Linked DNA regions of Homo sapiens: region 2 is linked to region 1. Evidence: chromatin loops called from intact Hi-C (ENCODE). Cell type or tissue: mammary epithelial cell. All regions are shown on one strand. Links, peaks and the distances in the headings refer to the core of each region. The heading gives the core; the rest is flanking DNA. Region 1 holds the start of MIR5700 (microRNA 5700). Region 2 overlaps NDUFA12 (NADH:ubiquinone oxidoreductase subunit A12).

The links. Peaks named below come from ENCODE experiments on the same cell type or tissue, not always from the same donor. Only the 100,000 strongest peaks of a DNase experiment are listed, where the experiment ranks them.
Region 2: a loop joins it to region 1, with 4 times the contacts of the local background. A loop is called at or near these places in 2 of 110 quality-filtered maps.

The regions. Positions count from the first base shown.
Region 1 is chr12:94,548,235-94,564,924 of GRCh38, forward strand. It overlaps MIR5700 (microRNA 5700), which reads left to right and starts at 13,555; the gene lies at 13,555-13,625. It also overlaps the pseudogene SUCLG2P2. RefSeq lists enhancers at 12,557-13,183, 12,983-13,092, 15,133-15,202. In mammary epithelial cell, for the core only: no CTCF peak of the experiment used is centred there; DNase peaks (open chromatin) are centred at 12,807 and 13,897; H3K4me3 peaks cover 657 bases; H3K27ac peaks cover 3,186 bases.
Region 2 is chr12:94,972,282-94,988,971 of GRCh38, forward strand. All of the region lies in intron 3 of NDUFA12 (NADH:ubiquinone oxidoreductase subunit A12), which reads right to left. Among named protein-coding and RNA genes, the nearest start is that of NDUFA12, 23 kb to the right of the region's middle. In mammary epithelial cell, for the core only: a CTCF peak has its summit at 8,465 (motif pointing left); DNase peaks (open chromatin) are centred at 11,660 and 12,040; H3K27ac peaks cover 1,234 bases.

The DNA.
Region 1 (16,690 bases), core at 8,291-16,290:
TTTAAGATAGCGTCCCCCATGGCAGCGCAGGCCTGGAAGCTTCTGCAAGCCCTAGCGCTGCTGCCCCGCTTCCTGGTGGCCAGGTCCCGGGCAGTTCAATTAACCTCCAGAAGATGGCTGAGCCTGCAGGAATGCCAGAGCAAGAAACTGATGTCTGATAACAGAGTGACAGTTCAAAGATTCTTTGTAGCAGACACTGCGAATGAAGCTCTTGAGGCCGCTAAGAGACTAAATGCAAAAGAAATTGTTTTAAAAGCCCAGATCTTAGCTGGAGGAAGAGGAAAAGGTGTCTTCAATAGTGGTTTGAAAAGAGGTGTTCATTTAACAAAAGACCCTAATGTTGTGGGACAGCTGGCTAAACAGATGATTGGGTACAATCTAGCGACAAAACAAACTCCAAAAGAAGGTGTGAAAGTTAACAAGGTGATGGTTGCTGAAGCCTTGGACATTTCCAGAGAAACCTACCTGGCAATTCTGATGGACCAGTCCTGCAATGGCCCCATGCTGGTGGGCAGCCCCCAGGAGGGCATCGACATTGAAGAGGTGGCTGCTTCAAACCCAGAGCTCATTTTTAAGGAGCAAATTGACATTTTTGAAGGAATAAAGGACAGCCAAGCTCAGCGGATGGCAGAAAATCTAGGCTTCGTTGGGCCTTTGAAAAGCCAGGCTGCAGATCAAATTACGAAGCTGTATAATCTCTTCCTGAAAATTGATGCTACTCAGGTGGAAGTGAATCCCTTTGGTGAAACTCCAGAAGGACAAGTTGTCTGTTTTGATGCCAAGATAAACTTTGATGACAATGCAGAATTCCAACAAAAAGACATATTTGCTATGGACGACAAATCAGAGAATGAGCCCATTGAAAATGAAGCTGCCAAATATGATCTAAAATACATAGGACTAGATGGGAACATTGCCTGCTTTGTGAATGGTGCTGGGCTCGCCATGGCTACTTGTGATATCATTTTCCTTAATGGTAGGAAGCCAGCCAGCTTCTTGGATCTTGGAGGTGGTGTAAAGGAAGCTCAAGTATATCAAGCATTCACATTGCCCACAGCTGATCCTAAGGTTGAAGCCATCCTTGTCAATATTTTTGGTGGTATCGTCAACTGTGCCATCATTGCCAATGGGATCACCAAAGCCTGCCAGGAGCTAGAACTCAAGGTGCCCCTTGTGGTTTGGCTTGAAGGAACCAACGTCCAAGAGGCCCAGGAAATACTCAACAGCAGACTCCCCATTACTTCAGCCGTTGACCTGGAGGATGCAGCCAAGAAGGCTGTGGCCAGTGTGGCCAAGAAGTGATGTCTTTGTCCTGATCCGATGGAGAAACAAAGCCATTTTTCCATAAAAAGGGATGGTTCATCATTGTGAAAGAAATGGTTATCTCGTTGGGGAGGAAAAGGGGGGGTGAAGGCAAGAATCACTGAAAAATCTTAAATCTGTGTTTTCTGGAATAAGCTATCTAGACAGCCTAAATCTGATTTTAGTCTTTATAAAAATAATATCTCGTATTCTCATACTTTTCTGTCACTGTAAGCCTGCCCAGTAGGCAGTGTTTTGCAGACTTTGGGGAGCGGTCTATGTGACCAAATATTGTGTGTATAGACAGAATTTGAAATCGGGTCCTGCTTCATTTACAAGAATTTTGGTGGGCATCTAATCCTACATAATGAAAAAGAAGAACAGACCATTTAAAAACTCAGACAAGATTATATTTAATATATTAATTACTAAAAAGGCACAAGATTACACTGAACATTAGCTACTAAAAAGGCACTGCCAAGACATTCAAACAAATAGCTATTACACACTGCAGCAGATTTTACAGGTTTCTAATTCCAACATATGTTTGAAAAATCCATGAGTGTTCCAAAATATACTTAATAATGGAAGGTCTGCATTAATATACCATCCATGTGTTTTTACCATTTGGTTTAATATTGAATATACTGTTTACCTCACACTAAAAATAAAACCAGAAACCTTATTTGTGACTTTGGAGTGGAAGCTTCCATTTTTGGGTCAAAAATGAATCCTGATTCTTATGGAAATCTCTGTTATTAAGTCATTTCAAGATGAGACAACACTGAAGATCAAATTGTGTTGGGTATCAGTATCTTCTCTCCTCGTTTATCTCTTACACCTCATCCTCCCAGGATCTACCAGTTGATGGTAGAAAGATGGGAACCTTATCTGAATGTTTTTTTTTTCCATGATGTCCAATTTTGTTGTGGGAAAGGATTTGGATAAAGTTTTTGTTTAAATTTTGGTAGATTTTTATCTATACAAGTTTAAATAAAATTATGTTTTGTAAGTTGTAAAAGAAAAAAAAAAGGCTGTTAGAACTGTCCTGGGAAGAACTGGACCAGAACTAGTGCAGCTGCGGTTGAGATGGAGAGATGATGATTTTGAGATGTATTTAGAAGGTAGAATTGACATGGGTTGATGGTGGTAATGACAAGGAAGATGGTTCTGAGGTTTCTAGCTTGGGTGGTGGTGGTGCCTTTTAATGGAAATAAAGAGTACAGAAAGAGCAGACTTGGTGTAAGGGAAAAAACAATGACCTTGGTGTTTTCGTTTGAGGTTCTCTAGGAACATCCTGAACCAATATTATATAAGAAATTTAAAATATAGATCCACTGCTTATAAAAGAGGTAGATGCTACTAGCTATGTAACTGTAGTAGTATTTGCCACACAGGCGGCAGCTGGGTCCACAGAGGGTGTGTAGGAAGGACGGGGAGCCACAGAACCCTGAAGAGTGGTGGAGAGGTACACGGAGACCTGGAGAGAAAACACCCTAAGGGATTAAGCTTCAAAGAACAGGAAGAGGTCTCCAGTGTTGACCAATCTAGAAACCAAGTAAGGCCAGGCTGTGAAATGCATGCACTGGTTTTGGCAATTAGGTGGTCGATGACCTCATTGGATGCAATTCTTGGGAGGGAGGTACTGATTCTAGTTTACAGTGGTTTGAGGAAACTTAGGCAGTAAGGAAGTGGAGACGTTCAGGAAATGTGCTGGAGGGATGGACATGTGACCAAGTTCTGGCTCAAGAGTCATAAAGTTGGTCTTTCGGGGGCACTTCTAGAAGAGATTTTCCTCTCTGTAAAAGGGAAGGAGAGCCTGTCTAGCATGTTTTTCTGTGTGAGGATGTGATGCCTGGATCCAGGGCAGCCATCTTGTGGCCAGGAGGGGAGACATTACTGATAGACGGAGGCCAGTAGAGCAAGAGCAAGAGGACGGCTGAGCATGGTCCTTGGCCTTCACTGAGCTAATAAATCAACCCTGCAGCCACCTGCCTCCCAACTTCTTTTTAGGTGAGAAAAATAAACCCTCGGCCGGGTGCGGTGGCTCATGCCTATAATCCCAGCACTGTGGGAGGCCGAGGTGGGTGGATTACCTGAGGTCAGGAGTTCGAGACCAGCCTGGCCAACATGGTGAAACCCCGTCTCTACTGAAAATACAAAAATTAGCCGGGTGTGGTGGTGGGCACCTGTAATCCCAGCTACTCGGGAGCCTGAGGCAGGAGAATTGCTTGAACCCGGGAGGTGGAGGTTGCAGTGATCTGAGATCGTGCCACTGCACTCCAGCCTGGGCGACAAGAGTGAAACTCCGTCTCAAAAAATAAAAATAAAAATAAACCTCTGTTGCTTCAGCCACTTTAGCTCTGCTTGTAACTGGAATGTCAAGGACACAGCTCATTAGGTGTGATGAAAATGAACTCTACTGTTGCTCCCATTGGCCCTGGAAACTCTTCAGTGGGGTGATATTCCCCTACTGGATGAAAACTCTGGCAGGTCCATGACTTTTGTCCTCACCCTCAGGTAACAGATAACCCAAAGTCACTTTCCCTAGCCAACAGATTTGCAGTTGTGGAATCAGAATAGTACAAGATGAATAAAAGCCTGAATCTGATTTTGCATCGTGTCTCCGTTCCATCACCAGGCCTGTCTCAGGCCCACAGCCTGAAGTGTAAAGAGGCCATGGCTGGTGTTTCTTTCTTTTTCTGCCTCATGCTTCTTCTCCTTCCACCCAACGCTCACCCCTACGAGGCTGCTAGGGTGTGCTTGATCCCTTAGGGCCAGGGCGTGGGAAAGACAACCGGTAGAGTCTTTCCTAAGTGGGTACTGCTAAAAGCCAGCTGGGGTCTCTGTTGTGACCCAACTGATTTTTTTCTCACGGATACTTCTGCAGGCTCTTAGGAGATTGCTACTCCGGGATTCCCTGCAGGTCTCTTGAGGGGATGCATCTGTCCTGGGGTCTCCTCCCTCAGCCTCACAGGGGTGCTGTGCCCACTTCCCACTTTCTTCTGAGGGGATCCCCTGCCCTCATTGGACTAGCAGCATTTCTCTCCTGAGTGCTGCATGCCAGAGCCGGAGAAGCACTCAGCATCACAGTGGCTGCCTCCAGCATAGGCCTCCTGTCTGGCAGCCACAGGTCTCGATAGCTCTCTCACTTGTCAGTCAAGAAGTAGGTCTCAATGCTCTGTCTGAGACCTGCCTTAAGTTGAGGGCAGTAAAACCTCCATCCTGGGCACCTCAGAAGAAATCTGAAGAAAAAAAACAGTTGAAGAATCTTCTCTTTCCCCTCTCTCAATCCTGAAAAGGGTGAGGAGTTCAGGAACACAGGGAGAGGCCCTCAAACCTGCGCTTTGGAAATTCTACCTATAGTGACTTGGCTTTGAAATGTTATCTTCTGTGTTTTAGCATCTTGGGCAAAACTGGTTTAATCACCCACCTCTGGAATGCTTTTTTTTTTTTTTTTTTTTTTTTTTTTTTTTGAGACAGAGTCTCATTCTGTCCCCCAGGTTGGAGCACAGTGGCACGATCTCAACACATTGCAACCTCTGCCTCCCGGGTTCTAGCAATTTTTGTGCCTCAACCTCCCAAGTATCTGGAATTATAGGCATGAGCCACCATGCCTGGCTAATTTTTTTTTTTTTTTTTTTTTTTGGTAGAGACGGTGTTTCAACATGTTGGCCAGCCCGGTCTTGAACTCCTGACCTCAGATGATTCACCAGCCTCAGCCTCCGAAAGTGCTGGGATTACAGGCGTGAGCCAGCGCACCCGGCCTTGGAATGCTTATTATTGAGAAAAATAAACCTCTATTGTTTTAGCCAGTTTTGGCTCAACATTCTATTACTAGCCACCAAAAGCAGCTGAACTGCTTCACTGTGCTGGGTTGGCTTCATGACTCCCCTGGCACAATAAAGACAAAGCCCATCATTTATGATAGTAAAAAACTGCAGATACCCAACAACAGGAGATGAAACCAATGAAACACATACATGATGGAAAATTGTGCAGGCACTTCAAGTGACAACTTATAGGAAAAAGTTCATATTTTGCTAGATTATATACATGCAGAGCAAAAAGACTAAGAGGAAATATGTAAGAAAGGTAAAATTCAATTTGGTTGAGAAATGGAGTAAACATATATTATATATGCATAGAAAATAGCTGGAAGAATACACAATACACAGATATCAACAGTTGCATCTGGGGAGGGGTCTTGGGGATCTGGGTGGGAAGGAAGGTTACTTCTGAATTTTTCAACCATGTGCACATATTCTTTTTTTTTTTTTTTTTTTTTTTTTTTTTTTTTTGAGATGGAGTCTCACTCTGTCGCCCAGGCTGGAGTGCAATGGTGCAATCTCAGCTCACTGCAAACTCCGCCTCCTGGGTTAAAGCAATTCTCAAGCCTCAGCCTCCCCGAGCAGCTGGGATTACAGGTGCGGGCCACCATGCCTGGCCAATTTTTATATTTTTAGCAGAGACAAGGTTTCGCCACGTTGGCCAGGCTGTTCTCAAACTCCTGACCTCGTGATTCGCCTGCCTCGGCCTCACAAAGTGCCGGGATTCCAGGCGTGAGCCACCGTGCCCGGCATGTGCATATATTCTTTTCTCAACTGAGGAAAGTAGTAGTTTCGTGGGTAGGGTTGGGTGGTGAAGGTTGTTTTTGTTTAAGTTCAACGTTTTTGGAGGGAAAGGGATAATAATGGTTTTCTCTAGGTGGAAGAATTAATGCGGATTTTTATCTTTCTCTGTCTCTTCTATATTTCCCCAAATGTCTCCAAGTCATTTTGTATTACTAAAATAATCAGGAAAAAACCCACAATAAAATGCTCTTCCTTTCCTTGTTCCCTTTCCTTCCAGAATAATTCAGTTTTAAAGCCATTAGCAGTTAGTTGAACAGAGTAAGGCAGGGACCCATGGTGGGAGGGGCTGGTAGCCTAGAGCAGGGTGGCCGAGCTCAGGCATGGGGAGGAGGACACAGGGGAGGGGGTACCCGGCAGAGTCATCAATCCAGAAGGGTGGAAGAGGGCTTCCTTGAATGGGCAGCCTGGAGCATGTGTCAAAGCCAGAGAGGGTGGCAGGGAGGTACATGCACTGGGGCCACCAGCAAGGTTGTCTTAGATCCAAGTAGGGCGAGGCAGTCAGCACTGTTAGTACCCAACCATCACCCACATGGTGGAGATGTGGGCAGCAGAGATGGGAAATTTGTTATACAGAGGGAGTGGAGAAAATGAGTAAATATGTTAGAGACAATGGAAGTCCGTGCTTTCACTGTAGGAGAAAGAAGTTACAAATATGGAAAGGAGAGCTTGAATAAACCCAGAGGTGTTGATTGGTATTGGAGGTATTAGTGCGCACTCATGATTTTCAATATAGACATAGATGCAGAAATCAGCAGAGATTTAAATTTTTATATAAATGCATATAAGTATATAAATAAATACAGACATTGTCTTAGTCAGCTCAGGTTACTATCACAAAATACACTAGATTGGGTGGCTTACACAACAGACATGTATTGCCCATAGTTCTGGAGACTGGGAAGTCCGAGATCAAGATGCTGGCTAGGGCCCTCTTCCTGGCTTGCTCCCTACCTTCACACTGTGTCCTTACATCATGGGACAGAAAGAGAGAATGAGAAAGAGAGACTGCTGCTCTTTTTTTTTTTTTTTTTTTGAGACGAAGTCTTGCTCTGTTGCCCAGGCTGGAGTGCAGTGGTGCAATCTTGGCTCACAGCAATTTCTGCCTCCCAGGTTCAAGCGATTCTCCTGTCTCAGCCTCCCGAGTAGCTGGGATTATAGGCATGTGCCATCATGCCCAGCTAATTTTTTGTATTTTTAGTAGAGACGCGGTTTCACCATTTGGCCAGGCTGGTCTTGAACTCCTGACCTCAAGTGATCCACTTGCCTTGGTCTCCCAGAGTGTTGGGATTACAGGTGTGAGCCACCTCGCCCAGCCATGCCCTCTCTTCTTATAAGGCCACTAATGCCATCATGAAGACCCCACCCTAATAACCTAATTTAACCTTGATTACCTTCCACAAGCCCCATTTCTAAATACTATCACAATTGGGACTAGGGCTTCAACATATGAATTTTGGGGGACTCAAAGATTCAGTCCATAACAGATGTCTATGTATGTACCTGTATCATTACATACTATACACACATACATATATCCATATACAAAATGTATTCCCTACCCTGTCTACTATGACGACCTGGGAGTGGTGATGCCCTAATAGCAGAGCAAACCTAGAATCCAGATCTTGGCTTTAAAATGCAGTTTTCCACCAAATGCAACCCAGGCTCCTTACAAGAACGGTCAGTTCTAGGTCTAGGGCAAGGAAAGTACAACATGAGCCTGGAGCACGTGCTTGCTCAAAGAATAATGAGGACATGGCAAAAGGACACAAAACATTGCTTAAATGAGTTCCCACAGCTGTACAGGGTTCAACTTGTTATTAAAATGAATAATAATCATGGATTACAACCCTTTGAATAAAATAGGAAACAGTGATTCCATACTAATATTAGCAAATAGATGAATAAATTGAAAGTTTGGTGAGAAATGGGAGGTACAACATACTTCTCCACTAAATCCTCATTAATTACTCATGGGGACAAAACATCTTTACAGTGAAGGGGCCTAGAAGACACCTTAATTATCAAAGCAAAATCATCAATAATGGGACAAATGGAAACTGAGCTCTATGTGACAGGATGCAATGAGAACAGTATCATTTCTGTGATGTTCTGGCCAAAGATGGATAACTTGAGTTTAATCACAAAGAAACACCAGATTGTGGGACATTATACAAAATGACTGGCCTATAATCTTCAAAAGTGCCATGATCATGAAAGTCAAGGAAAGATGGGAGGAATTCTTTCATTCAGGAGACAAAAGAGATAACTAAAGGTAACCTGTAATTCTGAACTAGGTCATTTTGCTGCAAAGGCAATTATTGGGACAATTGGTGAAACTTGAGTGGGGTCTAAGGACTGGATGTCAGTAAGACATCTATTTACCTTCCTGATTCTGACAGCTGTATTATGGTTTTGAAGGAGAGCGTCTTTATCTGTAGGAATTACACGTTAGAGTAACTGCATGTGACCGGATATCAGGTTGGCAACTGATGGTTACTCTCAGGTGGTTCAGGAAAAATATAATTCTTTGTACAGAACATCCAACTTTTCACTAAGTTTATGATCAGTTCAAAATTTTTAAAAATTTAAACAAATAAATTGATTTACATATAGAACTGAACATCTCTAAATATATAGTAAACGTTATTACATATTATATTTTTATTTATGCATTAATAATGTATAAATATAAAGTACTAAAACCTGGGAGCAGATCTCAACTTCCTTATGCCCAATGGGAATCTTCAAGCCCCTGAAGTTCCAAAGAGGTTCCAAAGAGAGCGAGCCAGGCCTTGGGAGGCTGCATAACTATAACTGAAGGCTGGGTCCCTCTCTATACCTTCTGACCATCCTATTCTGAGAAGATGGCTTTCAAACATCCTAGAAAACTCAAAATCAGAAATTCTAAATTTCTAATATTCTGTCCCTGGGCTCTCTATTCTGTTCCATTGGTCTATCTGTCTGTTGTTACGGAAGGATCATGCTGTTTTGTTTACCACAGTTTTATATATATTTTGAAATCAGGTAATGTGATACCTCCAGCTTTCTTCTTTCTGTTCAAGATTGCTTTGACTATTTGTGGTCTTTTGGGATCCCATATATATTTCATAAGTGTTTTTTTATTTATGTGAAGAATGTCATAGATATTTTGATTGGTATTTCATTGAATCTGTAGATTGCTTTGAGTAGTATGGACATTTTAACAATAATAATTATTCCAATCCATGAACATGGGATATCTTTCCACTTATTTGTGTCTTGTTCAATCTCATTCATCAGTGGTTTCTAGTTTTCAGTGTACAGATCTTTCACCTCCTTAAGTTTATTCCCAAGTATTTTAATTTTTGGTAGCTATTGTAAATGGAATTTTCTTAATTTCTGTTTCAGATAATTTGCTGTTAGTGTACAGAAACACTGCTAATTGTATAGTGTTCTCATAAATCACTGAAATCCCAGAAATTCTGCTAATTCAGGATCCCAAAGGCATGCCACAGATTGTTTCATGTCCCTGGAAGTGACTTGATGGTTTGGCATCAGACAGAGGAGGGTTTGATTTCCAATTCTACCATTTCTGTACCATTTCTCACCCTTTCAGCACCATTGCCTCTTGTTCCTTCATGTGTCAAGTAAGAAGATGACAGTAGCTTCTTCTTAGGGCTGCAGTGTAGATGAAGTGAGATAATATGTAAAGCCCCTTAGCCCTCTGCCTGGAAAATGACATATTCCATGAAGAGGAACTTGTTCCCTTTATCATTTAGAAGTTCTTTGTAAGTCATATTTCCCTGTTTTGACTCCAGAAATGTGGTCATAATTTCAATAAAAGTGGAAAGTACCTAAAGTCAGCCTGGGCTGGGCTCTGAGGTGTGCTCTTTTTTTAGCCAGGGTGGACTTCAGACTCCAGCAAATTTTATGAGATTAGCTTTATAGCCCAGAGTTCCTCCTAGTGTGGGGTGAGGAGAGAATGGGAAGGGCATGGTGAGGTAAAGGTCAGTATCAGGGAAACTGAAGTCAAAGAAAGCTGTTCAGAAGTGGCAGCATTCTAGTTAGATATCTTTATCCCTTTGCATCGGGGGGGTTTTTGGAAGGTTGTAGTAAACCCAACCATAATCAACACTATTTATTGAACACCAGCTGTCTAGGTACGGCAGATAAGAAAAAGACACACTCCCAGTCCACCAAGTGCTCACAATCTAGGGGCAAAGGAAAATAGCCCCAGTAGATATCTTTTTTTTTTTTTTTTCTTTTTGAGATGGAGTCTCACAGTGTTGTCCAGGCTGGAGTGCAGTGGCACCATCCCAGCTCACTGCAACCTCTGTCTCCCAGGTTCAAGCGATTCTCCTGCCTCAGCCTCAAGAGTAGCTTGGATTATAGGTGCCTGCCACCACACCTGGCTAATTTTTTTTTTAAATAGAGATGGGGTTTCACCATGTTGGCCAGGTTGATCTCAAACTCCTGACCTCAAGTGATCCACTCGCCTTGGCCTCCCAAAGTGCTAGGATTACAGGTGTGAGCCACTGTGCCCAGCCAGATATTTCATTCTCACAGTACCTGGGCTGCTTTGCTCATTGCATTGATTAAACACCACCTACATATGTGCCTGACACTTGGCAAGGTCCTGTGGGAGGACGAGATGAGTGAAAGAGCAAGGGCATGCTCTGGTCACAAGGAACTCACTGTTTACTTCAGGAGCAGACATAAAAGAAACACTTCTCAATAACTAGGAAAAAGGTATTTAGACAGCATTTCTTTACAGAATACAGAGTCAGGAGGAGAAGAACATGAGGGCTTTGCAGAGCTGACATCTGAAAGGGTCTTGAAGGAGAAGAAATGTGATTGCAGGCAGAGGAGGTGTTTGTGTGTCACCTAAGGGCATGAAATAGCAAGGTGGGCTCAGGGCTTGAGGCGTAGAGCATGCAATGGGGGTGGGGGGTGGGAGATGAGGCTGGGGCATTGCATGGACTTCAGTACACTGGGAACCTAGTGGGCTTCACTCAGAAATTCAGACACGACCCTCTGGGCAAGAGAAGCCACTGAAAATTTTAAGAAGTGGAATAAGATGATCTGATTTGCATTTTAGATCACACAGGTAGTTTACATGGTGGATGCATTGGGTATGGGCAAAACTGAAGACCCGGGACCACATAGGAGACTGTTACAACTCTCCTGGGGGGAAATAATGGTGCCCTGAACCAAGGTAGGAAAGAGTAAGGTGGACAAGTTTTGGGTGTCTTTAGAAGGTAGAGTTTGACACGATTAGATGGCACTGGTTAGAAAGAGGGGGAATGGCTTTAAGATTTCTAGCTTGGGTGGGTGAATAAATGGATGGTGTTGGTGCCTTTATGGAATGAGGTAGTGTAGATAGAGCAGATTTGAAGTAAGGGCAAAAAAATGAGGTTGGTTTTATATTTTGAGGTGCTCTAAGGATGTCTATGTAGAGATGAAGGGGAAATAGAAATATGGTCTGTGGCTCAGAAAAGAGGCAGGTACTCACTACATAGAGGCAGTGGAATTAGTCTTAGAGATGATGGCTGAATCACGGGGAGTCTGTGCAAAGGGGGTGAGATGGAGATAATGCAGCCAAAGAAGACTAGAGGGTGGTCAAGAGGTGGCAAGAGAACCAGAGAGCGGCATCAAGGAAATACCCAACAGGCTGGGCGCAGTGACTCACGCCTGTAATCCCAGCACTTTGGGAGGCTGAGGTGGACAGATCACTTGAGGTCAGGAGTTCAAGACCAGCCTGGCCAACATGGCAAAACCCCATCTCTACTAAAAATACAGAAATTAGCGGGGCGTGGTGGCGCGCCTATAATCCCAGCCACTTGGGAGGCTGAGGCAGGAGAATTGTTTGAACCAGGGAGGCAGAGGCTGCAGTGAGCCCCACTGTACTCCAGCCTGGGTGACAGAGTTAGACTCCATCAAAAAAAAAAAAAAAAAGAGAGAGAAAGAAAGAGAGAAAGAGGGAGGGAGAGAGAGAGACAGAGAGAGAGAGAGACAGAGAGAAAGAAAGAAAGAGAGAGAAAGAAAGAAAGAAAGAAAGAAAGAAAGAAAGAAAGAAAGAAAGAAAGAAAGAAAGAAGAGAGAGAGAAAGAAAAAGAGAGAGAGAAAGAAAGGGAGAAAAGAAAGAAGATATCCAAGGGAAGCAAAATGTTTCAGATGGGAGGGAGCACCGCAAAGGGAAATGACTAGAAGTTTAGTAAAAACACAGGCTGTGAAGCATGCACCAGAAGTGCAAATGGGTCCTCGGTGACCCCATTGAGAGAAGTTTTAGGGGAGTGCTGGGGGCTGACACTAGTTTTTAGTGGATTAAGAAATCCTGGGAGAGAGGAGTAGAGACTATTCTTTTAAGAAACGTGATAGTGACAGGGAAGAGAAGGAATAGTGAGCTGAGGAAATGCAGGATCATAAAAGTGGGTTTAGGACAGCAGCAGCTGGACATCTGTGTATGCTGAAATGAACCCACTGGAAAACAGGTGCTGATGAAGGAGGTGCCGGCTCTCAGAAGAGGCAGGAGGCCCAGGTGGGAGTCTGTCTTGGACAGAGGCCTGGAGTGGTATGAAGGAGGGGTGAGCCGAGGGGAGAGCTGAGGCCTGATGAAGTGGGGACCCTAGCCCTCTGCAGAAGGGAAGCTATTCGGCAAGGGGGTGCCAGGGAAGGCAGCGGCTTCCTCAGCACTTGCTGCGGGAAGAAACACTGAAGTCCCAGGCTTCCAGGTAATGCTGTTTTCATCAGCAGAGCCCCGCTGGCCTGAGCTGGAATTCTGACTGAGCAGGTGACATGGGCAAGGGCCGGGGGTGAGGCACAGAGTCTGCTGCGGAAGCATCTGCGGGGTGCAGTAGCCAGTAGAGGCGGCCCCGTGTATGCCTCGGGGCTGGGCGTCCCGCAGAGGGGGTTACTCACTGCTGACTCAGCCCCAGGTGCTCATTTGCATGTTACTCATTTCAAGCCAAAAACACTGGAGCAGGAGTACAGGAGCATCTCATCCCCTTTCCAAACAGAACCACCCCAGGTCTTCCCAGCGCTCCTGCTGCTGTGCCGAGTCTCTCTGACCCAGAAATATTTCTACTTTGGAAGAGTCTACTAAGCTGTGCTGTATAGCTATCTGTGAAATTGAGCTGAAAAATTCAAAGAAACACTCAGAAAATTCATTTTCTCTGTAAGGATATCAAGGTAAGTTTAACATGCCAAGAGCCTGGGCCTTCCCCCTTCCAAATATTATCTTATTTTCACCTGACTTCTCCCCCACCAGAATGTAACCTCCAAGAGGATAGTAACATTGTTTTGTACTCTGTGCCCAGAACAGTGCACGGCATGTAGCAGGTGCTCAATAAATGGATTAAATTCTGTAATCCCAGCACTTTGGGAGGCCGAGGTGGGCAGATCACTTGAGGCCAGGAGTTTGAGACCAGCCTGGCCAACGTGGTGCAACCTCGTCTTTATTAAAAATACAAAAAATTAGCCGGGCATGGTGGTGCCTGCCTGTGGTCCCAGCTACTCAGGAGGCTGAGGCAGGAGAATAGCTTGAACCTGGGAGGCGGAGGTTGCATGAGCAGAGATTGTGCCACTGCACTCCAGCCTGGGCAACAGAGCGAGACTCTGTCTCACATAAATAAACTAATTAATTAATGCATTAAATTATTGAAGGCCCTTGGGCACCCCAGGCCTTCAATAATTTAATGCATTTATTGAGCATCTACGATCTCATCTAACCCCTATAATCCTAGGCAGTTAACAGTTTAGGAAGGGGAGATTCTCAGAGGTGAAACACCACCCCTCCCATCCCCTCATCCTCATTTAATCAAATTGCCAGTAAGGGGAAAGCCCCCGAGTTTCGAGCTGGGCTTCCCACATGTCATGGAGTTCAGAAATGCCTCTATCAGTTTATCAGGTGCTCACTCCTGTGAAACTGATTCATGCTAACGGATTCACTCTGACAAGAATATCCCCGAGAAGAGAAAGCGAATGTAGTGATTTACATTCAAGCATATACAGCTGCCAAGGAGCTGAAACGTTCTGCCCTGTCGGACAGCTCAGTCTGTCCCCAGTAGAAAGAGTTCACTGAGGCTGCCAAGCAGTCGCCAGCTTGGCTTGGAGCCTGCACAGAGTCGATAGCCTCAGGGAGGCCATGAACAAGCTCTGTGAACCAGAAACCCAGAAGACCGAGTGCAGCTGGCCAGGCAGGATCCCCGCCTGCTCTAGGGACACAGCTGCCACTCTCCAGCTCACCCAGAGAGCCAGCCACCGGCCCCCTGCAACCCTCTACCTTCTCTTTTGAGAATGATTGCTTATTGACTGAATGGGTCACCTCCATTCCCTCTCATTCATGGTTTCCATGGACTTTCCTTTTTCTTTTCTTTTTTTTTTTTTTTTTTTGAGACAGAGTCTCACTCTGTTGCCCAGGCTGGAGTGTAGTGGCGTGATCTTGGCTCACTGCAACCTCTTCCTCCCGGGTTCAAGCGATTCCCCCGCCTCAGCCTCTGGAGTAGCTGGGAATACAGGTGCGCGCCACCATGCCCAGTAATTTTTTGTTGTTGTTGTATATTTATTAGAGATGGAGTTTCATCATGTTGGCCAGGCTGGTCTCGAACTCCTGACCTCAAGTGATCCACCCGCCTCGGCCTCCCAAAGTGTTGGGATTACAGGCGTGAGCCACTGTGCCCGGCCTCCATGGATTTTCTTAGTCAATTGTTTGTTGTTGACAAGGCATAGCAGGAAGTCACCTTGCAATTCTGACCATGTTTGGGGACAGCCACCTTTCTGAATCCAAGCATGTCTTTGGGTCTCTGCTTGCTTAAGCCACTGTGTGTGGGGATGTATAAACTTCTACCTGTGGCCTAAGTTTTGGGGTCTTACAGTTCACTGTTCCCGGGAGCTACAAGACCTGGGCATCAAAACACAGAATAAATATGATGAAGGAAGAGAATTCAAAACCACTTTGGGAGGAAACCCCTGGTAGAAGGCTAGGCTAGCACTGTTGCTTGTGACATTGACAGTCCAAGAATCAGAGAAGGATCCAGGCCTCCAAGAGCTTCTTTGGCAAATGGGGTCCCTTACTGCTAGTACAGACCAGAAAGTACATGACTTTATTTTATTTCTACTACTCAGTGGCTTATTTTAAAGCACAACGGGAAAAAAAAAAAAAAGGAAAAGAGAAAAAAAGAAATCCAATTCTCAATGCCTAAGCCAGAGCGGAGTAACCACCAACAAAACAGCTGTTAACATGGCTGACGCATGTTCCTGTTAACTGCTTTAGTCAAGTTAAAGGCCTGGCAAGGGAGAGATTCTGGCTGGCTTAGCAAGGAGAGAGATTTCTGAGGTAGCCACCACAGATGGTAGCAGATGTCACGCAGCCTCAGAGCAGAAGCCACCAGAGACTTCACTGTCTTGGAGCTGAGCAAAAAAGCTGAGAAACACTCAGCCACGTCAACAGCCAATTACACACCTCAAGAATCTCAGGAAGCCAGGGAGTGTGTAAAAGTTTCTATAATTAATTGCTTTCCATTCTCTTTATCCACAAATCTGTCAGCTCATGGCTCTTCAAAAATCAAGGATGCTAGCTTCAGGTATCTCTGCCCTCACCTTGTATGGCCAGCAGCATGAAGATGGAAATGCACAATTTGTAACCACATTATTGATTGCTATAGTCCTAGGATTAAAAGTGATCCCTGACTGACAAGAAGCCAGTTGTTCAATTCCTTCTATTATAGTGTAGGGTAGCGGTCACCCGTAAAGGCTAGAGTCACACAAGCTTGGGGATCCCCCAGTACCTGCTGCCTGATGCTGCTCACTATTTTCCCTCTCTGAACCTCAGTTTCTTCATCTACGAAGCAGAAATAATAGTGCCTGTCTTGTTGGGTGTTGGAATGATTATATTTGATAGTGCAAGTAAAGCACCTGGCACAGTACATTGTACACAGTAAATGTCAAAGAATGCCAGGTATCATCCCAAATCTATGAATGCCCAGAAAGGTGCTGTTTGGTATTGCCATGTTCCTTACATGACCCACAAATTTCTACATCTCATAATCATACCTATTTAGAAAATAACTCTGTATGTGGGGCTGCAGATATTCATAGATTTAATTGCAAATTTTAAAAGGCTATTATTGTTATTAAGACTTTAAGTTACTTTGTCAAATGGTGACTATGGACCTCCTCAAATGTACAAGATAACTTCTTTTTTTTTTAATTCTTTTTTTTTTTTTTTTTTTTTTGAGATGGCAGGGGGGTTCTCACTATGTTGCCTAGGCTGGTCTTGAACTCCTGGGCTCAAGCAATCCTCCCACCTTGGCCTCCCAAAGTGCTGGGATTACAGGCATGAGCCACAGCACCCGGCCCAAAATAATTTCTTACATTAGAAATCCGGTGGGGCATGGCTGCTCATGCCTGTAATCCCAAAACTTTGGGAGGCCAAGGTGGGAGAATCACTTGAGCCCAGGAGTTCAAGACCAGCCTGCACAACAAAGTGAGATCCTGTCTATACAAAAAATAAAATAATTAGCTGGGTATGGTAGCACTCGCCTGTAGTCCCAGCTATTTGGGAGGCTGAGGCGGGAGGATCACTTGAGCCTGGGAGATGAAGGCTGCAATGAGCTATAATGGCACCACTGCACTCCAACCTGGGTAACAAAATGAGACCCTGTCTCAAAAAAGAAAAAATCCATACATTACTCAAAACTGGTAAATACTGCTTTATTCTATAGCACTATGCTTAATGAAGCTTGAAACCAACTAACATAACTTTTCCCCATTTC
Region 2 (16,690 bases), core at 4,123-12,122, 420 kb after region 1:
TTATCTACCTCTAAGAAAGAAAAGATGCTACCAAATAAATTATGGCCACTACTGATTATAATATGTATCCTAATTTTAGACGTGGAAATGCATTTTAGAACTGATAAAAATACAGTATTACTATTAGGTGCTAGAGGCCGATTCTGGATTTTCAGTATGCTCAGGTTACTCTGGCTCATGAAGGTTTAGTTTAAAACCCATGAGGCTCCTGCTGAGAAGAGCCTGATGCATTGTAAATTCAAGCATGTGAGTGTAAACACTAGAGAATATGCAACTTGTTATATTAAAAAATTAAATCAGGGCCAGGCACAGTGGCTCATGTCTATAATCCCAGCACTTTGGGAGGACGAGGTGGGAGGATCACTTGAGGCCAGAAGCTCAGGACCAGCCTGGGCAACATAGTGAGACCCTGTCTTGAGAAAAAAGTTAAATCGACCCCCAATTCACAAATATTTCAGTCATAAGTGCTTAACAATTTAAGAGGATATGTTCCAGAAATCAGACCTAAAAGCTGGATACCTGGAGTTGAAAGGGAAGAGACCACCGATGCTGCTGCTAATGACAGGGAAAGGAGGAATCAAAGTTTGTGGGACAGAGTGCAGGAAGCTAAGCTGAGGGGTTTACATGGGAAAGAAGGGAAGACAGAATTTGTCCCAGCCTCTAAGACCTGGAGCTCACAAGACAGAGATGACCTTATTGGGGGAAAAGAAAATGAGAAGACAGCCACAGAACTGCAGCCCGGGGGTGGGGGGAAAAGTGATTATCTAGCTGCAGAGAAAAGGACAAGAGGAGGATGTTTCAGTGGAATAACTAAAACTAAAGCTAATGAGAAAAAATTTTTGTTGCTATGTAAACCTAAGAATATTTGCTAGCAGTAATTGATAGATATAGCTAGGTAACTGACTAAAAACCAGTCTGAATAGAGATAAAATATGATTACAGTTGCTATGTTTATGTCTAAAGATAATTGTATCATGATCAGCTTATACAATGAAGAATGCAGAAGGCTGTACAAGCTAGGTCAGTGTCTGTCTTACATCCTCTAAAGGAAGCTGGGGATTAGTGAAAGTGACCTGGACCAATAAACTGTAACCATTCATATGAGCACACGAGCGCTGAAGCCCTTATGAGACGATAGTGGTGAGCCAGGCTCCACTAACCACTCAGAGGAGGGATTAGCTGTTAAAGTCAAGGCTGTCACTTATCAAGGGGCTTTATGTGAGCTTACGGCACAGCTGAAATATTTAACTTTTACCTCACTGAGTCAGCTTAACTAAAGAAAAATTTTATTCAAAAAATTGCTGTCAAGACTCCGGAAGGTTAAAATGATATTTAAGGAACCATAGTCCCAAGCTTATGCCTATTCAGTTACTTAAGTGAGGAAGTGAAGAGCTCATGGAGAAATGGAAAATGCTCCAAAAAAGGAAAAGATAATTTTTATCACAATACACAAAATCTGAAAATATTTATCCTAGCAAGCCTACATGCAAGAATCAGGGAATTAATAAATAATAAACTATACCCATTATGGCAGTTTATAAAGAATTATAAGAAATAAGGAAATGTTTATAGTCTGCTAGGCAAATATAACCCTTGTTATTTTATTATTAAATAAGGGGTAAAAAAAAATCATATCTTTCAGATTGCCACACCAGAGAGTTTTACTTGCAAAACAGACTCTTGGGTCTTTTTTTTTTTTTTTTTTTTTGAGACAGAGTCTTGCTCTGTGGCGCAGGCTGGAGTGCAGTGGTGATATCTTGGCTCACTGCAACCTCTGCCTCCTGGGCTCAAGTGATTCTCCTGCCTCAGCCTCCCGAGTAGCTGGGATTACAGGCGCATGCCATCATGCCGGGCTAATTTTTTTATTTTTAGTAGAGACGGGGTTTCACCATGTTGTCCAGGCTGGTCTCGAACTCCTGGCCTCCAGTGATTTGCCCGCCTCGGCCTCCCAAAGTGCTGAGATTAAGGCTACCGCTCTGGTCCACAAGGAGCAGTAAAAAAAACCTACAATGAGATATTATCTCATCCCAGTTAAAATGGCTTTTATACAAAAGACAGGCAATAATAAATGCTGGGAGGATACGGAGAAAAGGGAACCCTCAAACACGTTGGTGGGAATGTAAGTTAGTACAACCATTATAGAGAACAGTTAGGAAGTTCCTCAAAAAACTAAAAATTGAGCTACCATATGATTCAGCAATGATGCTGCTGGGTATAACCTAAATGAAAGGAAATCAGTATATCGAAGAGACTTTTGCACTCCGATGTTTGTTGCAGCATTGTTCACAACAGCCAAAATTTGGAAGCAACCTAAGTGTCTGTCAACAGATGAATGAGTAAAGAAAATGTGATACTTAAATACAATGGGGTACTATTCAGCCATAAAAAAGAACAACATCCTGTCATTAGTAACAACATGGATGGAACTGGAGATCATTACGTTAAGTGAAATAAGCCAGGTACAGAAAGACAAACATTGCATGTTCTCATTTATTTGTGATACTTAAAACTCAAAACAATTGCACTCATGGAGATAGAGAGTAGAAGAATGATTACCAGAGGCTGGGAAGGGTAGTGGGGTTGGTTTGGGGATTAGGGGGAGGTGGGGATGGTTAATGGGTATAAAAAAAAATAGTCAGAAAGAATGAATAAGACCTAGTATTTGACAGCACAACACAGTGACTATAGTCTATAATAACTTAATTGTACATTTTAAAACAACTAAAAGAGTATAATTGGATTGTTTGTAACACAAAGGACAAATGCTTGAAGGGATGGGTACCCCATTTTCCATGATGTGATGATCACATATTGCATGCCTGTGTCAAAACATCTCACCCCATAATATATACACCTACTATGTACCCAAAAAATTAAAATTGTTTTTAAAATTGAAAAGTGTATGTCCTAAAACACTATAAACAGGATTAAAGACTAAAAGAAACAGGGGAAAATATTTGTAATATACAGAAAAAAGGTTCATCTATCATTACAAATCAGAAAAAGTCAAATATCCAATAGAAAACTGGACAAAAAACATCAAGAGATGTCAACAAAGAAAAAATTATAGTGGCAAACAATGAAGTTTAATCAAGGCAATGCACATTAAGGTATAATTTTTTACTTGCTAAATTAGCAAAGATTTTAAAAAATAAAACCCAGAATCAGTGAACTTAAAGAGAAATCAGTACTCATATACTATTCAATATATTTATCCTGAGAATATAAATTGGTATAGCCCTTCTAGAGGGCAATTTGGCAGCAGGTATCAAAAACTTATAAAACATGTATACTCCTGGTGGATCCATTTCCATTTAAGGAAATGAGGATATGAATACTCATGTACAAGGATATTTATCAGAGCTTTATTTATAACAGTGAAAGAATGGAAAGAACAAAACCAAAAATAAAGGGAATAGCTCATGGCATATCCATATGATGGAAGACTAAGGCATTATTAACATTTATGCTATAGATAATATTTTGGCCAGGTATGGTGCCTCACACCTGTAATCCTAGCACTTCTGGAGGCCAAGGTGGGAGGATCGCTTGAGGCCATGAGTTCGAGACCAGCCTGGGCAACATGAGACCCCATGTCTACAAAAAATGCAAAAATTAGCCAGGCATGGTGGCAGGCACCTGTAGTCCTAGCTACTTGGGAGGCTGAGGCAGGGATCACATGAGCCCAGGAGTTCAAGGCTGCAGAAAGCCATGATCGTGCCTGGACAGCGGGGGATCCCATTTCTAAAAAAAGAGAAGAGAGAGAGAGACAGAGAATATTTTATGACTTGAGAAAATGTTCACCATATATGTTTTAAAAGCGGGTTATTTGCCTAATTTATTTAATACTTATAGATAGCATTTATAAGTCATGGGCACTAATCTATACACTTTACAAATATTAACCTATTTGATCCTTATAACAACTCGTGATAAATATTATTATCCAAATATAGTAAGTGAGAAAACCAGGCTGCCAAAAGTTAAAATAACTTGCAAACCCAGGCTACTTCTTCAAAAAGCTCAATTACATTAATAACAAAAACAAAAGAATATATATGCATAGAAATCGAGGAGATAAGAATAAACAGTTGTCCCTAGTGTCTATGGGGGATTGATTCCAGGACACCCTGTGGATGCCAAAATCCACAAATGATCATTTGTGGATATGCAAATGTAGCATTTGCATATAATTTATGCACAACCTCCTGTATACTTTAAATCATCTCCAGGTTACTTATAATGCCTAATATGATGTCTGCATATGACTTCATTCATGTGGATTCAACATAATACTCGGCACACAGCAAATCCAAGTTTTGCTTTTTGGAACTTTGTGAACTTTTTTCTGATATAATTTCCATCTAATGTTGGTTTAATCCATGGATGCAGAACCCACAGATACTGAAGGTCAAATGTGTATCAAAATATTAATAGCAGTGGTTTCTACAAGTGGTGGGATAACAGGCTATTCTTATTTCTTTTGTTATTTTTTGAATTTTCTATAATGAACATGCTGAGCAGTTCCTCATTCACCAAGAGTAATACATAGTTTATTTCCACATTCCACATATGGAATTTTCCAACAAGGCATCTTTGTAAAATGTTAGAATCAATATTAAATGAAGCAATGAATACTCAGTGAAATGTGTTAAATAAAAGCTGAGTTTTAAAAATCAAAACAATCTTGTCTTCTGCTTATAATGAACACATTTTAACAGAGAAAGGGTATAAAGAAAAGTAACATTCTGTAACATAAGAGAAACTACCCAATTAATGCAGTTTGTAGTTTCTTAGAACACAGTCTCCTAATATTCTGATTTTTCTGGAGCAGAAAATAAACATTAGGAAGGACTTACTTTGAAGAAAATATTATCTGCCATTGACAGCTAGCAATTTATTTAGAGAAATAATATTTTAGAAGACTGTAACAGGCTAGGCACAGTGGCTGTCACATATAATCCCAGTGCTTTGGGAGGCCAAGGTTGGAGGATCACTTGAGGCCAGGAGTTTGACACCTTCTCTCTCAAAAACAAAAACATTAGCTGGGTGTGGTGGCATGCACCTATACTCCCAGCTACTCAGGAAGCTGAGGCAGAAGGATAGCTTGAGCCCAGGATTTTGAGGTTGCAGTGAGTTATGATCACGGCACTACACTTGGCCTAGGTGACAGAGCAAGACCTTGTGTCAAAAAAAAAAAACACCCCTCCGCCCCTGCCCCAAAAACCCCACAAAACTGTAACAAATGATTCAGTGGGTCAAAGTACTAAAAAGGACAGGTTGAAATTGCAATGTAATTCAGAGGTAAATCTAGTTTCAAATTCATTAGAAAGCTATAAAGGAGTAGCAGAAGATGCCATTTTTGGATCAGCTAAAGTGAAGAAAACTGATTATCATACCCAAAAAATAATGTTTGTTTCAAGTAAAATGTATATGTACATCCATTCATTCAACAAAAATCTATTGCAGAAATACTATGTGGTAGGCACTGTTCCAACATGGTATTTGGGGAAACATACAATAAATTAAATAATATAAAAAAAATGTTAAGCAGAGGTAGTTAAGTGCCATCAAGGAAAAAACCAGAGCAGGGGAAGAGTATGGAGTATGAGAGGGAACAGGGCTCTTATAGACTAGACCACCTGAAGAGCCACCAGATGGGCACTTGAATAAAGTGAAGGTGTGTGAGCCATGCCAAATCTGGGGAAACAGCTAGTGCAGAGACTGAGTTGGGAGTATGTTCACTGTTCAAGGAAAAGCAAGAAGGCCAATGTGGCCAAGTCAGAGTCAACAGGGCTGTGACTAGGACAGTGCATGCAGACTGTGATCACATAACGCCTCGCAGAGCATGGAAGGAGTTGGGGTTTTTACTCTCACTGTGATGGGAAGCCACTGGGTCATTCTGAGCAGAGACTTGATGTGTCTGATTTACATTTAAAAATATGCACTCTCATCACTTAGCATGTTGGGAACGCTAGTGCACTGCAAGAATGTTATCAAACCAGTTGGGAGGTGACTGTAGATGTCCAGGCAAGAGATAATTGTGCCTTGGACTAGGGTAACAGTCATAGAGGCAGTGATGAGATGTGGGATATATGGAGAAACGAAAGCAGGATGAACTTGCTAACAGACTGGACATTAGAGAATTAGACTGGGGGATGACACTGAAGTTTTGGGCTTGAGTAAACAAGAGTCATTTAAGTGCTTAGGAACATTTTGCTTGATAGGTTAATCTGCCTATGCACTGGGGATTTGAAGAATTGAAAAAACTCAAATATCAAATATGTTCAATTTATAAATGTGACTAAACTGCTTAAAGAGATGTATTAACTAAATTTGCAAATGGGTATTACTGTTTAGGACAATGTAATCCTTTCCATTAGAGTTTACCGAACATTCATCAAAGAACAAGAGAAAATGATTGTTCCTTATTTTTATGCAAAAAGTAATTCAATTTACTAATCTTTTTATCCTATTTATAAATTGAACCTCAAGAATGAAAAACAATTAGGTTTTTAAATTTGCAACTATAATAAATAGTATATTAATTTTAAATCCAAATTGCCCAACAATCCTTTCTAAATACAAAAGCCCCACAGAAACTAAAACACTCGAACTGACACAGTATTTAGTGAGACAGGAAAAATGTCTGTGACATATTAAGTGAGGGGAGGGAGAAGCAAGTCAGAAAATGTTGTATACATTATATGAGAAATGTGTAGGTATATGTTATTTATAATAATAAGCTTTCTTCTAAAGAAGGTGTGACCAATAAACTACAATCAGTTTTTCACACTGTGGTCTTTAAAAAACATTCCTCTGTGGAGTCCCAGCTACATGGGAGGCTGAGGCAGGGGGGATGCTTGAGCCCAGGAGTTCAAGGCTGTAGTGTGCTATGATTGCACCTGTGAATAGCTCCTGTACTCCATCCTCGGCAACAGAGCAAGACCCCACCTCTAAAACAAACACCCCCAAAACATTCTTTCTCTACCCAAAAGCAGACCCTCAAATAGTTGTTGAATCAGTGAATAAAATATTAACAGTATTGCTTCTGGGCCAAAGAATTGTTTCTACCTCATATTAATAATTCTCCAGATTTCCAAATTTTCTATAGCAATTGTATATTCTTATAATCAGAAAAAATCTTTTAATGGTGATTATAAGGATTGTTTTAATAACATGAAAAATTGCTTATAATATTGATGGAAAAAAGCAAGTAAAATGGAGTATGGTTATGAACACAACTACACAGAAAGGATTAAAAAGGGACGGGGTGAGGTGGCTTACACCTGTAATCCCAGCACTTTGGAAGGCTGAGGCAGGCGGATCACATGAGGCCAGGAGTTTGAGACCAGCCTGGCTAACATGGAGAAACCCCACCCCTATAAAAAAAAAAATACAAAAATTAGCTGGGTGTGGTCATGGGACCTGTAATCCCAGCTACCCAGGTGGCAGAGGCACAAGAATTGCTTGAACCTGGGAGGTGGAGGATGCAGTGAGCTGAGATCATGCCACTGCACTCCAGCCTGGGTGACAAGAGCAAGACCCTGTCTCAAAAAAAAAAAAAAGGATTAATGGAACTATGTCCAATATTGACAGTGCATGTCTACTAGGGGCTATGTGGATCACTCTCCTTTGCTAGAATGTTCAAACTTTTCTGATCTCTCCTCATTTCTTTCAAGAACAGATTCTATGTAGATTCAATGAATTTCATATTGCCAAATCACACGGACATTTTTCTGTCATCATCTTCCTCAACCTCTTGGCAACAATCAATACAACGAGGCTTCCCTGGCTGAAATACTCCTCTTTCTTCCCTTTCCTCCTACCTTGCTAGCTACTTACCTTGTTCTTTGCTGGTTTGGCAGGTTTGACCATTGTCCTAAGCTCGATTTGTATATTCAGCTGTTTACTTGATATATATCTAATCATGTAGATTTCACAACAGGTATCACACACTTACTATGTCCAAAAAGAGGCTTCTGATTCTAATTCTCCACCCCTACCAACCCGCCCTTCTACAAGTCTTCTCATCTCAGTGAATGGTCCCAGCATTATGGTACCAACCACTCAGGCCCCAAACCTATGAATCATCCTTGATTCTTCTCTATCGCCTCCATGTAATGGCCCTCACCTGCCACCCTGTTTCTCTACAAAGGCTTCTAGAACACATCACGCCAAATGAAAAACAGCTGACCACCACGATGTTAAGCATCTTAAACAAATTGGCCTTTCAAGGGCAAAACCATTTATTAATTTTTCCCTGGGCACAGAAAAATTTTCAGGGACAAAATTATTTTCTGTTAAAAAAAAAAAGAAACCCTTTACCATACACTATTATTTTTTAAATGATGTATTTATGTATTACTTCAGTAAATTAATTTTAATAAGAAAAATCAATGTACGAGGAGAGACTGGTGTAACTATGCTGAGAGAGAAAGACATGTTACTAAGAAATGAACAGAAAGTGCCACCAAGTGGGAAAACGGTATACGTGCAATAGAGAAAAATCTAACCAAGCCATGTCTTGCTTTGTTTTTTTTTTTAACTTGGTTCAAAGGACTTCAAGGTTCCAATACTTCAAACCACAAAAAGCACATCTTTATTTCTTCTGATACAAGTGAAAACAATAATTTTATACAGCCGTGCATGAAATAGCCCAAACTTTCTACTTTTCTACACTAATTCTATATAAATGCTAACTACCATAACAATGAAAATGAAGACTTCTGTGTGTTACTGTGTAGACGGTGGCAATTAGATAACTTCAGAATAAAACTGAAGGCAATAAAATTGGCATTGAACAAAATAAAGACAAGAACAAGAGAAAAAAAAAGAAAGAAAAAGTAGTATAGAATAGTACTTGAGCTGGGCACGGTAGTTCACACCTGTAATGTCAACACTTTGGGAGGCCAAGGCAGGTGGATAGCTTGAGCCCAGGAGTTTGAGACCAGCCTGGGCAACATGGCAAAACACTGTCTCTACTAAATACATACATACATACATACATACAAACAGTAGCCGGGCATGGTGGCCCGTGCCTGTAGCCCCAGCTACTCCGGGTGCTGAGGCAGGAGGATGGCTTGAGCCCAGGAGGTCGAGGCTGCAGTAAGCCAAGATCGCACCACTGAACTCCAGCCTGGGTGATAGAGCGAGACACTGCCTCAAAATAAAATAAAATGTTATTTGTTATCTACTTAAATACTTTCAGGGTATTCTACTCAATCAAATTAAATATAAATTCCTGAAGAAGAAATTAATATCTTGTTGCTGATCCCATAAGAGAATAAAACATATAGGAAAATGAAGGTACTGTAAAAAAAGACACTAAATTAGAACACAGTATTAGTACTAGTATTCATTAAGTGCCTATAAACTACAAGAGAACAAAGACCATACATATTTCACTCACCACTGTGAATATATAAACCCATCAAGGCCTGACATATAGGGGGGTGCTCAATATATATTTGTTGAATGAATCAAGTTTGTAAGCAGACTGTGTTAGGTTCTAGGCAATCCGTTTCTTATTTTCAAGGCACGTGTAGCTCAACTGCCCATCCAAGAAGTTTGCACCACCATCTTTTGTTTTTGTACTGGTGGACTTAGCAGCCTTTACTGGTGGCTGGTAGATTCAAAGAAGTGAAGGCCTTTAGACCAGAGAGATAAAATGAGCTCATTTTTCCACAAGATTTCTAATGTTTCCCATAAGATTAGAGAACATTAAATGAAACAGAGAAGCTGACTAAAATTCTATCCAAAACGCTAATGTCTCTAAGGGAAATCTTTCCCTAGGTGAGATTATGCAGCTACTGAACAGACTCATAAGACTATCATAGGCCACACTTGGCATCTGAGAACTCAGGACAGAGGACAGGAATCACAGCTTGCCAGCTGGGCAGCATCAGATGTTCCTCTCCCTGGGAGTCTGTGCAGTTGTTCATGCAAGTGACAGCTCACCCAGCCGTCCAGAAGCTATTTTCTTTTTCTTTTCTTTTTTTTTTTTTTTTTTGAGACAGAGTCTCTCTGTTGCCCAGGCTGGAGTGCAGTGGTGTGATCTCGGCTCACTGCAAGCTCCGCTTCCCAGGTTCATGCCAGTCTCCTGCCTCAGCCTCCCAAGTAGCTGGGACTACAGGCGACCGCCACTAGGCCCGGCTAATTTTTTTTTGTAGTTTAAGTGGAGACGGGGTTTCACTGTGTTAGCCAAGATGGTCTCGATCACCTGACCTCATGATCTGCCTGCTTTGGCCTCCCAAGGTGCTGTGTGTGAGCCACCACGCCCGGCCCAGAAGCTATTTTCTTTAACTCCCTAGATGACACAGCTCAGGCTCAAGGGAGATGAGAGCATCATGAGACAGGTGCAGGAGCTGCCCTAACTTCAAAGCTTTACGCTCCACCAGAGCCAACGTCTCTAGTAACTCCAAAGGCATAGCTTCAGGATTCCCTTTCCCACAGGGTCATGCCAGTTCTAAGAGCAGCAGCACTCACCAGGCATTTCTAATTCCTCTCAATCCAGAGGCAATTTCCCAATCAGAGGTCGATTTTATATTGCAATACTGTTAAAACAATTTTATCTGGTTTCCAGGATAACAGAGCTAGGCATTTAACTGAAGGTCATATTCTCCTAACCCTTAATTTATAAAGTTAAGTTGAATACTACACTAGATAAAATCAAACCAAAATCCTATCTCCAGCATCAATCTCTAGCCTAACCAACAGGCTAGTTTTCAACTGTCTACTCACCTTCTCACGTGGTCGTCTATCAAGCTTCTCATACTTAACGTAGACTACCTCTTCTAAACCTGCTCCCCCTACTCCACTCTTCCCTATCTCAGTAACTGTACCTCTAGTAGTTCAGGCCAAAAATATTGAAGTCATCCTTGACTGGTTTTTCTCTCAAAAGCCAATCAATCAGCAACTCCTGCTGACCCCATCTTACTTGGCACCCTCTAAGAGGGCCTCCAACGATCACTGCCTCCTGGTATTCACACCCTTGTATAATACCCTCATTTTAAGTGTGGCTGGACTGATTGACTTGCTTCTAATAAATAGACAACTGAAGTATGGGATATCACTTCCTAGATGAGGTTTAAAAAGACTGTTCCTTCCACCTTGGTCTGGGGAAGCCAGACGCCATGTCAAGAGGTGGCCTGTGCAGAGGTCTACTGAATGAGCTGGGAAGCAAATCTTCTGAGGTCTGTCTACAGCCACATGAGTAAGTGTGGCAGTGGGTCCTTCCCAAGTCAAACCTTGAGAGCACAGCAGCCTCAGAGAAGATCTCAGCTGTAACCTTGTGAGACCCTGAGCCTGGGGCACCCAGCTAAGCTACACTCAAATTGCTGTGAGATAACATTTACTGTCTTAAGCTAAGTTTAGGATAACTTGTTCCACAGTATAGACAACTAATACGATCCCAAATCTCACAACCTGCATCACTAGCACCCTAGTCCAACCCCATCAACAGCCTAGGCCATGACTTACAACAGCTTCTTAAGTGAGTAGCCTGCTTCCACACTTGCCTTGCCTCCTTCCTTTATTCTTCACAGCAACCACAGAGATGCTTTAAAAATGTAAATCAGAGTGCAAAAGTCATTAAGTGGGCCCGAGGAATGTAGCACTTGGTATGTGAGGGAGGGTGTTGCGGTAGCCCAGCAAGATGTGTCAGAGCCTTTGTGGGGAGAAGAGCCTGTCCACACAAGGAGAAGGGAGGGTGGCAAGCTGGTTTGGGGTGCTGGAGGCAAAATAGGGTAAGGAGGAAGTCCAGTGGGGGAGGGGGGATGAGAGGGCAGCAATGGGAACTTAGTTACACACAGTGGAATTGATCAAATAACTATATTAAGAAGAAACCAGCTATAAATGTGGAAAGGGAGAAAACTGGAGTGTAAACTGTAGTGCTGGACTGCCGTCAGTGGTACTGGTGGGGACACACAATCATTACCCATGTTTCCTAGCTTGTCCACTGAGAAGGCCTGGAAGCACTGACATTCCAATAATGATGAGCACATCTGACATTCATATCTTAGTTTCTAATACCACTCTCCACTAAAAAACAAGCAAACGGCCGGGTGTGGTGGCTCATGCCTGTAATCCCAGCACTTTGGGAGGCCAAGGTGGGTGAATCACCTGAGGTTGGGAGTTCAAGACCAGCTGACGCAGGAGAATCGCTTGAACCCAGAGGCGGAGGTTGCGGTTGAGCTGAGATTGCGCCATTGCACTCCAGCCTGGGCAGTAAGAGTGAAACTCCGTCTCCAAAGAAACAAAAAAGCAACAAAAAAAAGCAAACAAACACAGGGCTCCTCAGAGAAATGGCTGTCTCCAAGGCTGGAACAGAGAAACTCTAAGATGAACCTGGAACACCTCATGTCAGAAAGTAAGAAGGTGCTCCAAGAATGATGAAGACTTTTCAAAATGACCCCCTCTAATGCTAATAGCCAAAAAAAAAAAACAACAAAAAACCCATATATATATAATATATATATATGGAATTAAAAAAACTCACCATCCTGGCCAACATGGTGAAACCCCATCTCTATTAAAAATACAAAAATTAGCTGGGCGTGGCAGCGCACGCCTGTAATCCCAGCTACTCGGGCGGCTGAGGCAGGAGAATTGCTTGAACCTGGGAAGCAGAGGTTGCAGTGAGTCAAGATCGCACCACTGCACTCCAGCCTGGCAACAGAGCGAGACTCTATCTCAAAAATTAAAATTAACATAACATAACATAAAATAAGATAAAATAAAATAAAATAAAAGCAAAGTGGCTGGGCATGATGGCTCATGCCTGTAATCCCAGCATTTTGATAGGCCAAGGTGGGAGGATTATTTGAGGCCAGGAGTTACAGACCTGCCTGGGTAACATAGGGAGACTGTGTTTTTATAAAAAAAATTTTTAAATTAGTCGGGCATGGTGGCACATGGCTGCAGTTCCAGCTACTTAGGAGGCTGAGGTGGAAGGATTGCTTGAGCCCAGGAGGTCAGGGCTGCAGTAAGCCATGGTCACACCACTGTACTTTTGCCTGGGCAACATAGCGAGACCCTATCTTTAAAAAAAGTGGTTGGTAGGCCGGGCGCAGTGGCTCACGCCTGTAATCCCAGCACGTTGGGAGGCCGAGGTGGGTGGATCACGAGGTCAGGAGATCAACACAATCCTGGCTAACATGGTGAAACCTCGTCTCTACTAAAAAAATACAAAAAATTTAGCTGGGCATGGTGGTCAGCGCCTGTAGTCCCAGCTACTCAGGAGGCTGAGGCAGGAGAATGACGTGAACCTGGGAGGTGGAGCTTGCAGTGAGCTGAGATCACGCCACTGCACTCCAGCCTGGGAGACAGAACAAGACTCCATCTCAAAAAAAAAAAAAAAAAAAAAGCGGTTGGCAGGGACAAAGTACCCAGACATTTCTCAGAAGACATACAAATGGTCAACAGCTATATGAAAAAAATGCTCATTGTCACTAATCATCAGGGAAACCAGATCAGACTGTGCAACATAGCAAGAGCTCACTTCTACTAAAAATAAAAATAGGCCAGGCACAGTGGCTCACACCTGTAATCCCAGCACTCTGGGAGGCCGAGGTGGACAGATCACCTGAGGTCAGGAATTTGAGACCAGCCTGGCCAATATGGTGAAACCCCGTCTCTACTAAAAATACAAAAGTTAGCTGGGCATGGTGGTGTGCACCTGTAATCCTAGCTACTCAGGAGGCTGAGGCAGGAGAATCGCTTGAACCCGGGAGGCAGAGGTTGCGGTGAGCTGGGATCACGTCACTGCATCCCAGTCTGGGCGACAAGAGCATAACTCTGTCTCTAAATAAATAAATAAATAAATAAATAAATAAGCTAGTCTCAGCTACTCAGGAGGCTGAGTTGGGAAGATCGCTTGAGCACAGCATATTGAAGCTGTAGTGGGCTATTAATGTGCCACTGAACTCCAGCCTGGGAGACAGAACAAGACCCTGTCTTCAAAAGAAAAAAAAAGAAAAACAAGCAGAGTAGAATGGTGGTTACCACGGGCAGGAGGAGTGGAGAGTATAAGAAAGAGGAGATGTTGATAAAAGAGTACAAAATTTCAGTTAGGAGGACTAAGCTTTAGTGCTCTACTGCACAGAATGGTGACTGTAATAAATAATAATTCACTGTATATTTGGAAATTGCTAAAATAATTTTAAGTGTTTTTACCACAAAAAAATGATAAGTATGTGAGGTAATTGATTTACTAATTGGCTTGATTTAATCATTCCACAATGTAAACATGTATCAAAACATCATATTGTACCCCACAAATATATACAATTATTATTTGTCAATTAAAAATAAAATTTTAGCCTGGGCAACACTGTGAGACCCCTATCTCCTAAAAAAAAACCAGCAGGTTGTGGTGATGCACCCCTGTAGTCCCAGCTACTTGGGAGGCTGAGGCAGGAGGATGGCTTAAGCCCAGGAGGTTGAGGCTGGAGTGAGCTGTGAAAGCACCAGTGCACTCAGCCTGGGCGACAGAGTGAGACCCTATCTCAAATAAAATATTTTTAAAAACTGAGAACCCCTCCCCTCTAAAAACCTCCAAAGAACTCCAAATGCAGCTTGAATGGGTTCCAACTAGTCAAATTGAGCCCAATTTGAACAATAAAAGAACCATTTAAAGCAATGGATTATAACCCATTGATTAAAATAGGAGTTGATACAGATACAAATAATGAATTAAAGCTTTGATGAGTAAGGGGATACTTACATAACCTCAAAGTGTCTCCCCACAAAATGCTAATTAATTTCAAAGGGAAAATTAGTAACTTTAGAATGGAGAAAACCGGCAGACCCCTTAATCACGTGATAGAGGTTTTCATTAATAATAGGACAAAAACAAATCAGCTGCTACTTAATAGAGTGCAACAAGAAAAACATGGCTTCAGTGACAGGAATGTCACAGAAGCATAGCCTGAACCTAGTCATGAGGAAACATTCAACAAACTCACTGAGGGACCTTCAACAATATAACTGTCAAGTAATTTTCAAAAGCGTCAAGGTCATGAAAATCACAGAAAAGTTGAGGAACCAATCAAGTGTGAAGGAGACTAAAGAACTTGAGATCCATATGAAATGTGTGATTGGATCTCTCTATAAAGGACACTGTTGGGACAACTGACGAAACCTGAGTGGCTGAAGTTCAGAACACGCTGCTCCAAAATATGCAGCTCTGGCATATGGACTATGCTGAGTTAAAGGCACTTGAACAACAGCAGGCACGGCTGGGTGTGGTGGCTCATGCCTGTAATCTCAGCACTTTGGGAGGCCAAGGTAGGCAGATCACTTGAGGCCAGGAGTTCAAGACCAGCCTGGCCAACATGATGAAACCCCGTCTCTACTTAAAATACAAAAATTCGCCAGGTGTAGTGGCACATGCCTGTAATCCCACCTACTTGGGAGGCTGAGATAGGAGGATCATTTGAGCCCAGGAGGTCGAGGCTGCAGACTGTACCACTGCACTCCAGCCTGGGTGACAGGGCAGGACATTGTCTCAAAAAAAAAAAAAAAAAAAAAAAAAGGTAAAGAAAAACAGCAGGCACAAGAATAATATGGCCTTTTTCTTTCTGAAAGCAGGAGAAAAAATTCCCACATCAAAGATATCCTCCCTATACCAGAAGGAAACTATCATTCTACATCAAGGACAGGAAATTGAGGTCAAGGGAAATCTGCACAAACGTTGTTAAATTAACTTTTATCTTCTTAGTCACTTCTCCACCCAATTAACCTACTCAAGCCCAAGTCCCTTTGTCTTCTCATTTTCAGTGTTCTACTCCTTGTCCAATTCAGTATCTAAGTGTTCAACATGAACTGCATCTTTGGGTCTTCATCCCTTATGAGGGCTCCACATCACGGAACTCTTATATTAAATAAATTTGTATGCTTTTCTCCTGTTAACATGTCTTTAATTCTCAAGCCCAACCAAAAAGCCCTAAGAGGATAAGGGTAAAATTTTGCCTCCCTTTCATAGTGTATCTTTGTTACTTTCCTGATATTTATGGTCATATTGTGGTTATGTAGGACAATGTTCTTGTTTGCAAGACGTACACACTAAAGTATTCAGGAGTGATGGGGCATCAATTTGGCAACTTACTTTTATTAAAATATTAGTAATGATTCTGAAAGTTCGGGATTATTCCAAATGTTAAAAAACTGTAAATCAGATCACACCCTATCTTACCTTCCAGTGACTTCCAAATAAATTCAGACAAAAAGCCGAAGTATGTACCATGGCTTACTGAAAGATTCTCCCTGAGGCCTGAAAGCTTGAAGAGATGAATAACTCCTCCCTTCTCAGGCCCAGTCCCAAGCTTGGGCCAGCAGCGTGGGTCAGCAAGACAGCAGAAGCAGGAAGAGAGCTGGCCGAAAGACACATACCCCCTTGAAGATTGAGGGGCAGGCCGTCCAGGTACTATGTAGCAGTTACATCAGACTGAGACACTTCCTGTTTACAGGAGACTATAAAACCCCTGCCCCATCCTCATTTGGTGCTAACGCCATTTTAGGCATCAGCCCACCTGCACCCAGGCGCTCATTAAAACAGTGTGTTGCTCCACACTGCCATGTTGTCTGCTGATGCACTCTCAGGGTTCGAGCCGATACAAGAACCTTTCATCTTACAACATCTACATGATTTGGGCCCTAGCTATTTCTCCTACCTCGTTTCTTAACATCT